Linked DNA regions of Homo sapiens: region 2 is linked to region 1. A link is an interaction called in ENCODE POLR2A ChIA-PET data of the cell type or tissue named here. Cell type or tissue: endothelial cell of umbilical vein. All regions are shown on one strand. Links, peaks and the distances in the headings refer to the core of each region. The heading gives the core; the rest is flanking DNA.

Region 1 (5,386 bases), core at 225-5,224:
TTGTGTAAGTACACTCTGCGATGTTCACACAACAACAAAATTTCCTAATGGTACATTTCTCAGAACATATCCCCCTCATTATGTGACACATGACTATATTAATTAAGAAAACCTGTGCCTGGTCCTAAACTATAAGCAGAATTTGATTAACCAGAATATGGAGGGAAAAACAATTCCGCATATGGTATGGTGTGAGCAAAGGCAAAAGCAAAGCCAACTAGGACACTGTAAGTAGACGTGCTTGATTGGAGAGTCCGGGGCTTTTTAACCTGGGGTCCATATAAAATTGTGTGTGCATTTTTCTCTTGAGAGCTTCTCTAGCTTTCAGTAGATTTTTTAGGAGATCTACGGCCCAAAAAGAGGTTAGTAAATTAGAGGAAAAGTATGAAAAAAAGGCTAAAAAGGTAAATTCTAGAAATTATTAAATGCCAGCCTAAGGAATTTCAGTTTATTCTGTGAGCACATTCCTGCTTTATAAATAATCTTTAGACCCTTATCCATCTCAAGTTGCTACTAAGTTACATTTTCTAACATTCTAATTTTCTTTCATTTGTTCAAAGGTTGCCATTTCATGCCAATACAGAATAGCAACAAAAGACAGAAAAACAGTATTAGGTACCCCTGAAGTTTTGCTGGGGGCCTTACCAGGAGCAGGAGGCACACAAAGGCTGCCCAAAATGGTGAGTCTAACATCCCCTTTGTGAAGCTATATGCCCTCTTTAGATCTGTTTTCTTGTATAAAATGCATAATATGGGCATTCATTGTAGAATTAAAAAACCAAATAAAATATGAGTGTACAGGATCAGTGACAGACTTTATTCCTGGTACTTATTTTTTCAATTCCACAGATTTTTTTTTTTTTTTTTTTTTGAGACAAAATCTTGCTCTGTAGCCCAGGCTAGAGTGCAGTGGTGTGATCTCAGCTCACTGCAACCTTCTCCTCCCAGGTTCAAGCGATTCTCCTGCCTCAGCCTCCCCAGTAGCTGGAATTACAGGCGTGCACCACTGCACCCAGCTAATTTTTTATATTTTTTAGTAGAGATGGAGTTTCGCCATGTTGGCCAGGCTGGTCTTGAACTCCCGACCTCAGGTAATCCTCCCGCCTCAGCCTCCCAAAGTGCTAGGACTACAGGCATGAACCACCATGCCTGGCCTAATTCCACAGAATTATTGATCAAGGTCCTTTGTTAGTCTCTGAGGAAGGATAAAGATAACTAAGATGCATGTCTTGCATTTCTGGAGCTTATGGTTTAATTGGTTCCTTTTCCACATAATACCATCTTAACAGTTTTTCAAAACCATGAGTCATATTAATATTTCATTACAAATATAAGAGGCAGACCTTTTCCCTCATTGTCTGATTTGGATGTTCTCACTGCTGTGTTGTATGGAACCAAAAGAGGCTCAGCAGGCTTTGAATTCCAAGGAGAAGGGAAGGACAGTCAGACCTGGATGCTGCAGAGCAATCTTAATGTCAACTCAAGGGCCCACTGAACCTTATAGCTTCTGGCACTGTAGATTCCTCAGTGAAAACAAGGCTCAACAGAAATACTCTTTGCAGGGAAGTTGATCTCAATTGAGCACAAAAGAAAACAAGGTTTATGGTGTTAATTTTCTAATAATAATAATGTGCTTTCCTTCATAGGAATGTCATAAGGATTTATTGAAAGAATGAATATGCATATATGTGTATCAAAAATATTTGCTGAGTTTCTTTCTTTCTTCTTTTTTTTTTCTTAAACTATAGCTGGTATTTGAATGTTGCTAGAAGCCTTTCTTCTAGTATGCCATATAAGCAGCCCTAGCTGAGTTCTATTTTTGTTAAGCTTAAAATTCTTTTTAAAGACTTTGTCAAAACTATCAGGTTTCTCACAGTCTTCTCTAGTTTCAATATGAGAATTTTATTTTATTTTATTTTTGGGACAGAGTCACTTTTGTTGTTCAGGCTGGAGTACAGTGGCATGATCTCGGCTCACTGCAACCTCTGCCTCCGGATTCAAGCAATTCTTGTGCCTCAGCCTCCCAAGTAGCTGGAATGACAGGTGTGCCCCACCATGCCCAGCTAATTTTTTGTATTTTTAGTAAAGACAGGGTTTCACCATGTCGGGCCAGGCTGGTCTCAAACTCCTAACCTCAGGTGACCCGCCTGCCTTGGCCTCCCAAAGTGCTGGAATTACAGGTGTGAGCCACCGTGCCTGGCCAGAATTTTACATATTATATATATGATAGAAAAAAACCCCTCAGAATAACAGAAATGTACAATTTTAGGAAACATGAAATTCTTTACCTTATTAGTATAAGAATCCTATATATTGAATTAAGAGATAAAGACATTTTTGCTTCAGCTAGAGGTATCTAATCCCCAAAGTTACCCAAGTGTATATCAGTATATTAAATATAACTTATCTATGCTGTTGACAAATAGCATAAACATATGGCTTGACTTTTCTCATTTTAATATTTGTTCATTTGATGATTTGTAAACTATATAATTATCACCCTGATTTTTTTCCCCCTATATTCTCATCCTTGCTTGCCTGTTAGGTGGGTGTGCCTGCTGCTTTGGACATGATGCTGACTGGTAGAAGCATTCGTGCAGACAGGGCAAAGAAAATGGGACTGGTTGACCAACTGGTGGAACCCCTGGGTAAGTGTTAGCACATCTCAGAGTCAGACCTTATAAAGTTACTTATTTTCTTAAAGAGTTAACCTCTTAGGCCAGGCACGGTGGCTCACACCTGTAATCCCAGCACTTTGGGAGGCTGAGGCGGGAAGATCACTTGAGGTCAGGAGTTTGAGACCAGCCTTGCCAACATGGCGAAACCCTGTCTCCACTAAAAATGATTAGCCGGGTGTGGTGGTGCAAACCTGTAGTTCCAGCTACTTGGGAGGCTGAGGCAGGAGGATCGCTTGAACCTGGCGGGGCTGAGGTTGCAGTGAGCCAAGATCATGCCATTGTGCTCCAGCCTGGGCAACAGAGCCAGACTCCCATCTCAAAAGAAAAAACAGTTAACCTCTTGAATATCACAGGAAGCACAGAGAGAAGCTCAAACTCTTAAGAAATGAGTCATTATTCTAAGGAAGGAAGTTTTATAAAATAGCTAATACTAAATCATTTTCAACATCACCCTGATTTTTATTTTGCTTTATAATTAGAACATTAGGAGTACAGAATTCAGTCAAGTCATTATTTTTGGTTCTTAAATTACCTGTATCATTATCCATGCATAACCTTCCTTCAGTTTCTTGTGTCTGTTTTAGTAATATAATAAATGAAACAACCAACCTGAGAATATTAACAATAATTGATATCTACTGATGGGCTACTTCCTCCCATTCAGTTTCTTTGCCTCCCTTTATCCAAAGAAGCCACTATTCTGACTTGTGTGTTCATTACCCTCTTATATTTATTGAAAATCAGCATTATTGAGATATTACTTACATAATAGTAAATGTATTAATTTTGTGTGTGTGTGTGTGTGTGTGTGTGCGCGCGCACACATGTTGGGGTCTCACTCTGTTGCTCAGACTGGAATATGGTGGTGTGAATATAGCTTGTTGCAACCTCAACTTTTTGGGCTCAAATGATCTTCCCACTTGTGCCCCCCGAGTAGCTGAGACCACAGGCATACGCTGCTACACCAGCTAATTTTTTATTTTTTGTAGAAACGAGATCTCACTCTGTTTTCCAGGCTAGTCTCAAACTCCGGGCTCAAGTAATCCTCCTCCCTCAGCCACCCAAAGTGCCGAGATTTACAGGTGTGAGCCACTGTGTCTGGTGAAATTGACCAACTTTTAATGTATAATTTGAGTTTTGAAAATGTATATAGCTGTGTAAACACTGCCACAATCCAAAAATAGCCGTGCATGGTGGCTCACACCTGTAATCATAGCATTTTGGGAGGCTGAGGTGGGAGAATTGCTTGAGGCCTGGAATTCAAGACCAGCCTGGACAACAGAGCAAGATCCTATCTCTTAAAAAAGAATTTTTTTTTTTCAATTAGCTGGGTATCATAGTGTATACCTGTAGTCCCAGCTAGTCAGGAGGCTGAGACAGGAATATTGTTTGAGCCCAGAAGTTCAAGGCTGTAGTGAGCTATGATCACACCACTGCACTCCAGCCTGAGCAACAGAGTGAGATGCCATCTTTTAAACAAAAATTTTTAAACATTTCTGGTATGTAGTTTGTTTTAATCTTCGTTCACTTAGCATAATGCTTTTGAGATGCATCCATACTGTTGCATATATCAGCAGTTTGTCCTTATTGCTGAGTGTTACTCCATTGTAGAAATGTACCATAGTTTGTTTATCCGTTCACCAAATGATGAGCATTTGAGTTGTTTCTAATTTAGGGCTATTCTGAATAAAGCTGCTATGAACATTCATCTTTAAGTCTTTATGTGGGCGTGACTGGGCGTGGTGGCTCAAGCCTCTAATCCCAGCACTTTGGGAGGCTGAGGCAGGCTGATCACCTGAGGTCAGGAATTCAACACCAGCCTGACCAACATGGCGAAACCCCATCTCTACTAAAAATACAAAAATTAGCTGGGTGTAGTGGTGTGCACCTGTGGTCCCAGCTACTTGGGAGGCTAAGGTAGGAGAATCACTTGAACCCAGGAGGTGGAGGTTGCCGTGAGCCAAGATTGTGCCACTGCACTCCAGCCTGGGTGACAGAGCGAGACTCTGTCTCAAAAAAAAAAAAAGTCTTTATGTGGACAAATGTTTCATTTCTGTTGGGTAAGTACTGAAGAGTGGATTGGCTAGTCCATATAACAGATATATATTAGCTTTTGAAAAAAAAAGTTTGGCCTGAGCAACATAGCAAGACTCTGTCTCAACAAAATAAAAAGTTTTAACTAGTTGGGTGTGGTGGCACATGCCTGTAGTCCTGGCTACTAGGGAGGCTGAGGCAGGAGGATTGCTTGAACCCAGGAGTTTGAAGTCACATGGAGCTATGATCAGGCCACTGCACTCCAGCCTGGGTGAGAGAGGGAGACCTTATCTCTGGGAAGAAAAAAAAAAAATTTAGAGATGAGACTTTGAGTCTTGCTCTGTCACCCAGGCTGGCCTCAGACTCCTGGGCTCAAGCAGTCTTCCTGCCTCAGCCTCCCAAGAAGCCGGGATTACGAGGCATATGCCACTAGTATTTGCTAGGTATGTGTTTGCTTTTCTGTCAGACTGTTTTCCCAAAGTGGTTATACTCTTTTGCATTCCCACCAGCAGTGTATGAGAGTTCTAGGTACCAACCACTTTGCATGGTCAATCTTTTTAATTTTAGACATTCTAACAGGAATGTAGTAACAGTTCTTTTTTCTTTTTTTTTTTTTGAGACAAAGTCTCGCTCTGTTGCCCAGGCTGGAGTGCAGTGGAACAATTTTGGCTCAC
Region 2 (5,386 bases), core at 316-5,315, 160 kb before region 1:
CAGACAGACAGACAAACTGAATCAAAAAATTAATTTTGGTCATAGTGAGGTTCATGAAATTCCTAACTCCAATTTATATTTATCTTACAAGGTACTTTTATCTGCATTCCTCCTAAGTCATTACCATAGGACTGGGACTGTCACATGCATTCCTACAATCAGAGCTCACAGGCACCAAATCTCAGGAACCTGCAGCTGAAGGGGGGAAAATGCCATATTTAAACAATGAACCATCCCAATGGGTGAGCGATAATTACAACCCATTCTCAAATTCTCAACTGATTATTTCTCTTTAGGAGAAAATTAAACCATCTATCAAGATCTGTTCCATAATAAAGAGAGCTAGAATATTAGCTAAATGTATTAGCTCTCTTATCATTTGAGAACAAAAGCCATTTTCAGGGGAAAGAGAAACCAGTATTTGGCAACTGTCTGTTGTTTGGTAATCATTGGCATCTCTTGGTGAAGGTGACTTATTTTTATCCTTTCCCTATACTAGGTTTGGACTACTGCTACTCCCGCTATTACAAAGTTCCAAATATGAAAACACACTGTGGTTTTCTGAGTGTTATCAGTGTTCTGAAACCAATTTTGGTACTTAAAAAATAAAAACAAAGCATCTTTAACCCTGCATGAATCACAACATTGTAAACTCACGAAGTTAGAACCATTAGGAACATTTTGCTGGTCTAACGTACATTCTGCTCAACCAAAATGTCACATAGTTTTATAAAAAATAAAATAGGCTTAGAGTTAGTAGGTCCAAAATTTCCCAAGTTCAGATTATATGTATCATTCCTGCTGTCCAAGTACCATACTGAGATCCCACGTCTGTCAAGCAGATCAGTCTAGTTCAATGGTGATGGAGGAAATATTTACAAGCATTTATTTACAGTACTTCTTTGTGCCCAAAGAAAGATTATTACAGGCCAATATTCTTTTCTTCCATTCCTAGTCAATCTGAGTTTGGTTTCCTCAATGAGAAGGGGTAAATCTGAAAATGGCTGCTCAGCTGCTTTACCTATGAAAAATCAGAACATGAGACAGTGACAAATATGTACCTTATTGTTTTTTAAAAGCACACAGAATTTACCCCCTAGAGATAACAATTTATTGACACGGCAAAAATCATGAGAAATACTGAAAAGGTTTTTCTGGATTAGGATAGCTATAGAACTAGACAGCTAAATGGAAGTACTAGAACTAACATGGGAAAGTTAGGACTTAGAACTAAAATCTAGTCTTGAGAACCCTCCAGAGCACTCAAATTCACATCCAAATCTGAAAAACTATAGGATTAGTTGACCTGTAGCATCTAGATCAAGTAATCATATTTATAGTTAGACTCTATATTCAGCTTGCTAAACATTTCTAAGTAATCATTCCTAATCCCGATGAAATAGTACAAAACTAGATCTATGAATTTGGAGAGGCCTTATTAGTTAGGGTATCTCTAGTGGGAAGGCAAGAGCTTAGTTATAGGTCAGCGAGTGCATGTCATTTACTTGATACTTATTATTTACATTTCAGCAGTTCAAGTGAATGTTTTGTGTGGCCTAGCAAGTTTTAACTTCTGGCCAGAAGTTGTAGATGTGGTAAAAGAACACAAAGACAGATAAAAAAGATGATCCTAAATTGTTTTCCAGTTAGCGTGTTATTTATTTTCCAGGTTTTTAACAATGAAAATGTAGTACCTTTATCATTTAAAGAAAAGTATATTTTGGTTTGGTTTGGTATGTATGTAGCTTTCTAAAGATATGCTTCTAAAAGGCTATAGTAAATGAAAACAATTAAAAAAGACACTGGCAAATGGATATTCTATGCCATGCATATATTGATGAAATATCAGGATAAAGGCCGAAGAGTATTGATATAAGGTATATAAGGTTACATTTGTACAAATAAAAACAAAAATAATTATGTCTTATATCACAATTCATCACAGCTTTTTTCTCCTTAACAATTGTATCTAGTTTGTTCTAACAAATGAGGGCAACTTTGTAGAGAAACACTAAGGGAAGAAAGCCCAAGTTTAGCAACATATGCAAGGTATAAAGTTGTTATCAAGCATGATAGCTGCCTCTCCCACTTAAAAACTGTGTGTGAAAATACAGAAGATATTTTGTTTCTCAAACGGATTAACAGCAGGGTTCCTTTCAAACAAGCATACCAAATAGAAGTGTTTTAAGAGTCATAAAAATGTGAATACCCTGTCACAACCCCATTCCTATGAAATTATCCTCGGAAAATAAAACAAATGAAACAAAAATATTCGAGATTGTTTATGCCAACATTTTTTTTCTTTCTTTTTCTTTTTTTTTTTTTTTTTTGAGACAGGGTCTCACTTTGTCACTCAGGCTGGAGCACAGTGGCACCATCTCAGCTCACTGTAGCCCCGACCTCCTGGGCTCCAGCGATCCTCCCACCTCAGCCCTCCAAGTAGCTAGGACTACAGGCCTGTACCACCACATCTGGCTAATTTTTTTTTTGTATTTTTTGTAGAGACAGGGTTTCACACTGTTACCCAGGGTGGTCTCGAACTCCTGAGCTAAAGCGATCCACCCGCCTCAGCCTCTCAAAGGGCTAGGATTACAGGCATGAGCCACCACACCCAGCCTAGGGCAATATTTATAATGGTGAAAATCTGGAAACAACCTAAATGATTAAAATAACTGTACTGTGCAAGGTCATTATTAAGTAATCTCCTTGGTGGAATATTGCACAGCCTATGTTAAAAATGTAAAATAATTAGAAAAGAATGTTAAAGTGAAAGAAAAACCACATGGTTCCATTTGATTTCATTATATCTATATTCGTCCATTCTCCTAAAATTAGTTTATTTTAGAAGAAAATATCAAGTTTACAAAACATTTCTCAAAATCCCTTTTCTTCTATATTTCCCCTTATTTATCAATTTTGCTGATGAGGGCTCGAGAATAACATAAATGAAGTAAAACCTCAAATAATGCCAAAGTCTTCCTTCAGTCAGAAATTCTAATCTCCCTCACCACAACTGCTTAGCAAACTGGGCAGTGGGAGGGAAAAAGCACTACACAACCAATTACATTTCTTTCCAAATTTTGTTAATGAACAATAAAAATGCCCCTAAAGCTAAAGAAGCAAGTGAAGAAATAGATAATTAACAAATGTGATTATCTGATCCCATATAACTAAAGGCTCAGTTTACAATTCTACTCACCAAGAAGATGGCTTATACATACCCACTTACAGTAATAACTAATTCCTCACAATAATTATCCAGCTTTAAAATCATTTGTTATTACAGTAACATACTCATTAGAGAAACAATATCTGAAATTAAACATCTGGATATTATCCAAAATTTAGAGAATATCCCAAAACCCTTACAGCTACTATAATAAGCAACTTTCTTTTTAAAATTTTCCATTGCCTCCTTTCTACTCGGAGGCATTTATTGGTGCCATTTATAAGCCCCAAATTGAACCCATTTTGCTGTAGATTACTCACCACTCGTACTCCATAATGGATGTGGGCCAGAGTAAAAGCAGTTGTTAATGTATACAGGAGAATGCTCTCAACGTAAGAGGCTACTCCTAGGTTTACCACTAAGACAACCAAGAAGAGAGGAACCAGCAACCAATTCAAAGTTGGACACCGGGTACTACTCATTTGGCAAACAATCAGCTGACACTGGACGTCAATTTAAAAAAATAAGAGAGAAAAAAAGAAAAATTTCATTAGCAAAGCACTTCCAAAACTAGTCTTTCCAACATTTGAAAAGCATTCAAGTACCTGAACCAACACACTTACATTATCTAAGTTCAGAAGTTCTCAATGCTTAGGGGCCCAACTGGACCCCTGGCCCTGCCCAAAAACCCATGTAACCTCAGAGTGTGTGTCAGAAGAGGCTGGAAGATAACTGAATAAGGATGCTATAGAAGGCATTCTCCCACTGGGCAACAGTTTGAATAAAAGAAATTTCTCTCAATTTTAAGATTCTACGATATGTTAAAAAAAAAAATCAAAATAGCCTCCCACACCCCCACACAATTAAGTTTCTTTATGGCAATGATGAAGAAGTGCTATCTCCAATTCAGTCCCATTGCCATAATTAGTATCTCAAAACCTCTTTGGCTCCTTTATTTTTGAAGACCTTACTTGAATATAATTTAATTCTTTCAGAGACACTTTTTATACAATGCATTAGTGTTTTTAGATATTTAAACCCTATAAAATCAGCAAGACTTGAGATATTACACACGTTACAAACATGGAAACATAAGATGAGTAGCTAAGTTACAAAATAAAAACTTCTAAGGACCCAGCCTGAGCTAGAACACAGACCTTCTGGCTTTCAGGACTATCAGAGTCTTTTCTCAACTCCTGATCTCTGCTTCCTGTCTGCTCTCTTGCACAGTCCAGCATGGAAAGGAATTTATAAGAATATGTTCTATTTATTACAAAGTTTTAAATTCCACGTTCTTAATCTTAAAATCAGCTGATTTTTAAAGTGTGTGTTTTCTCTTTCTCAAAAATCTCTTCCAAGCTTCCTAGAATAATCATTTAAGTCTGCAGCTATTTTAGCCATACTGGTAATATATTTAGAGTCTAAAGGGAATCTATAAATTTTTTCCATGAATTCTTCAGCGGGCAACCAAAATAAAAAATTTAAGTGTGCCATAGTTCCAAAATACTACTGTAGTCTCCAATCCTATTGGTTTCAAAGGGCAAAATAAAATAATTTTCAGCATTTCAGTCTTTGAGGTTACTATTCTTTCAAATTTCTGAAATAAAAATCTTTAAGTTAAAATCTGTTTATTCTAATATTAAAGATTTTTCAAATTATCAAATTCTGTCATACAATCCTAATATATATTATGATTTTTAAAAGAAAAAAATCTTACTGTACTGTTGGCAAAAGCTGTTCCAACCATAAAGTAGAATACTCTAGGATGTAGCTCTAAAATATCTGAAGGTGACCAAAGGATCCACGCTGTAGACAAAATGAACAGCAAGCATGGAGAAAATAAGGGAACCATAGCTTCATAGACTGAATTGAGTTTCAAGGTGTTATTTTTATAGCTTCTGGAAAAAAAAATCAAGTAATATAAAGAACATTATTACATATAAATTGTACAGTACTTGTACTGTAGTTTATAGTTTCCTTATTTATACACTTATTTTATACTCACAATAATCTTGTGGCATAGACAGAACCAACATCATTAATCCCATTTTACAGACAGGCTAAGTGAGGATAAGAGAATTTAAATTTACAAAACTTGGTACCAAGTGGCAGGGCCAGGATTAGGACTGAAATCTTCTGACCTCTAATCCCATTTTTTTCTCTTTAAACCAAACTATCAACTGCTGTGCTAAGAATATAAAGATGAATAAAATCTGG

The links. ChIA-PET counts read pairs that join two places held together with the same protein. Peaks named below come from ENCODE experiments on the same cell type or tissue, not always from the same donor. Only the 100,000 strongest peaks of a DNase experiment are listed, where the experiment ranks them.
Region 2: POLR2A ChIA-PET joins it to region 1 with 5 read pairs; 2 of 35 experiments call an interaction of 5 or more read pairs at or near these places.

What each region holds. Positions count from the first base shown.
Region 1 is chr2:26,227,454-26,232,839 of GRCh38, reverse strand. It overlaps HADHA (hydroxyacyl-CoA dehydrogenase trifunctional multienzyme complex subunit alpha), which reads left to right. Exons shown (of 20, transcript NM_000182.5): 6 at 561-680; 7 at 2,546-2,648. Among named protein-coding and RNA genes, the nearest start is that of HADHA, 14 kb to the left of the region's middle. In endothelial cell of umbilical vein, for the core only: no CTCF peak of the experiment used is centred there; a DNase peak (open chromatin) is centred at 3,039.
Region 2 is chr2:26,384,640-26,390,025 of GRCh38, reverse strand. SELENOI (selenoprotein I) reads right to left here. Exons shown (of 10, transcript NM_033505.4): 8 at 4,887-5,067; 9 at 3,490-3,672; 10 at 1-1,021. The coding sequence ends at 923. Among named protein-coding and RNA genes, the nearest start is that of DRC1, 15 kb to the left of the region's middle. In endothelial cell of umbilical vein, for the core only: no CTCF peak of the experiment used is centred there; no DNase peak of the experiment used is centred there.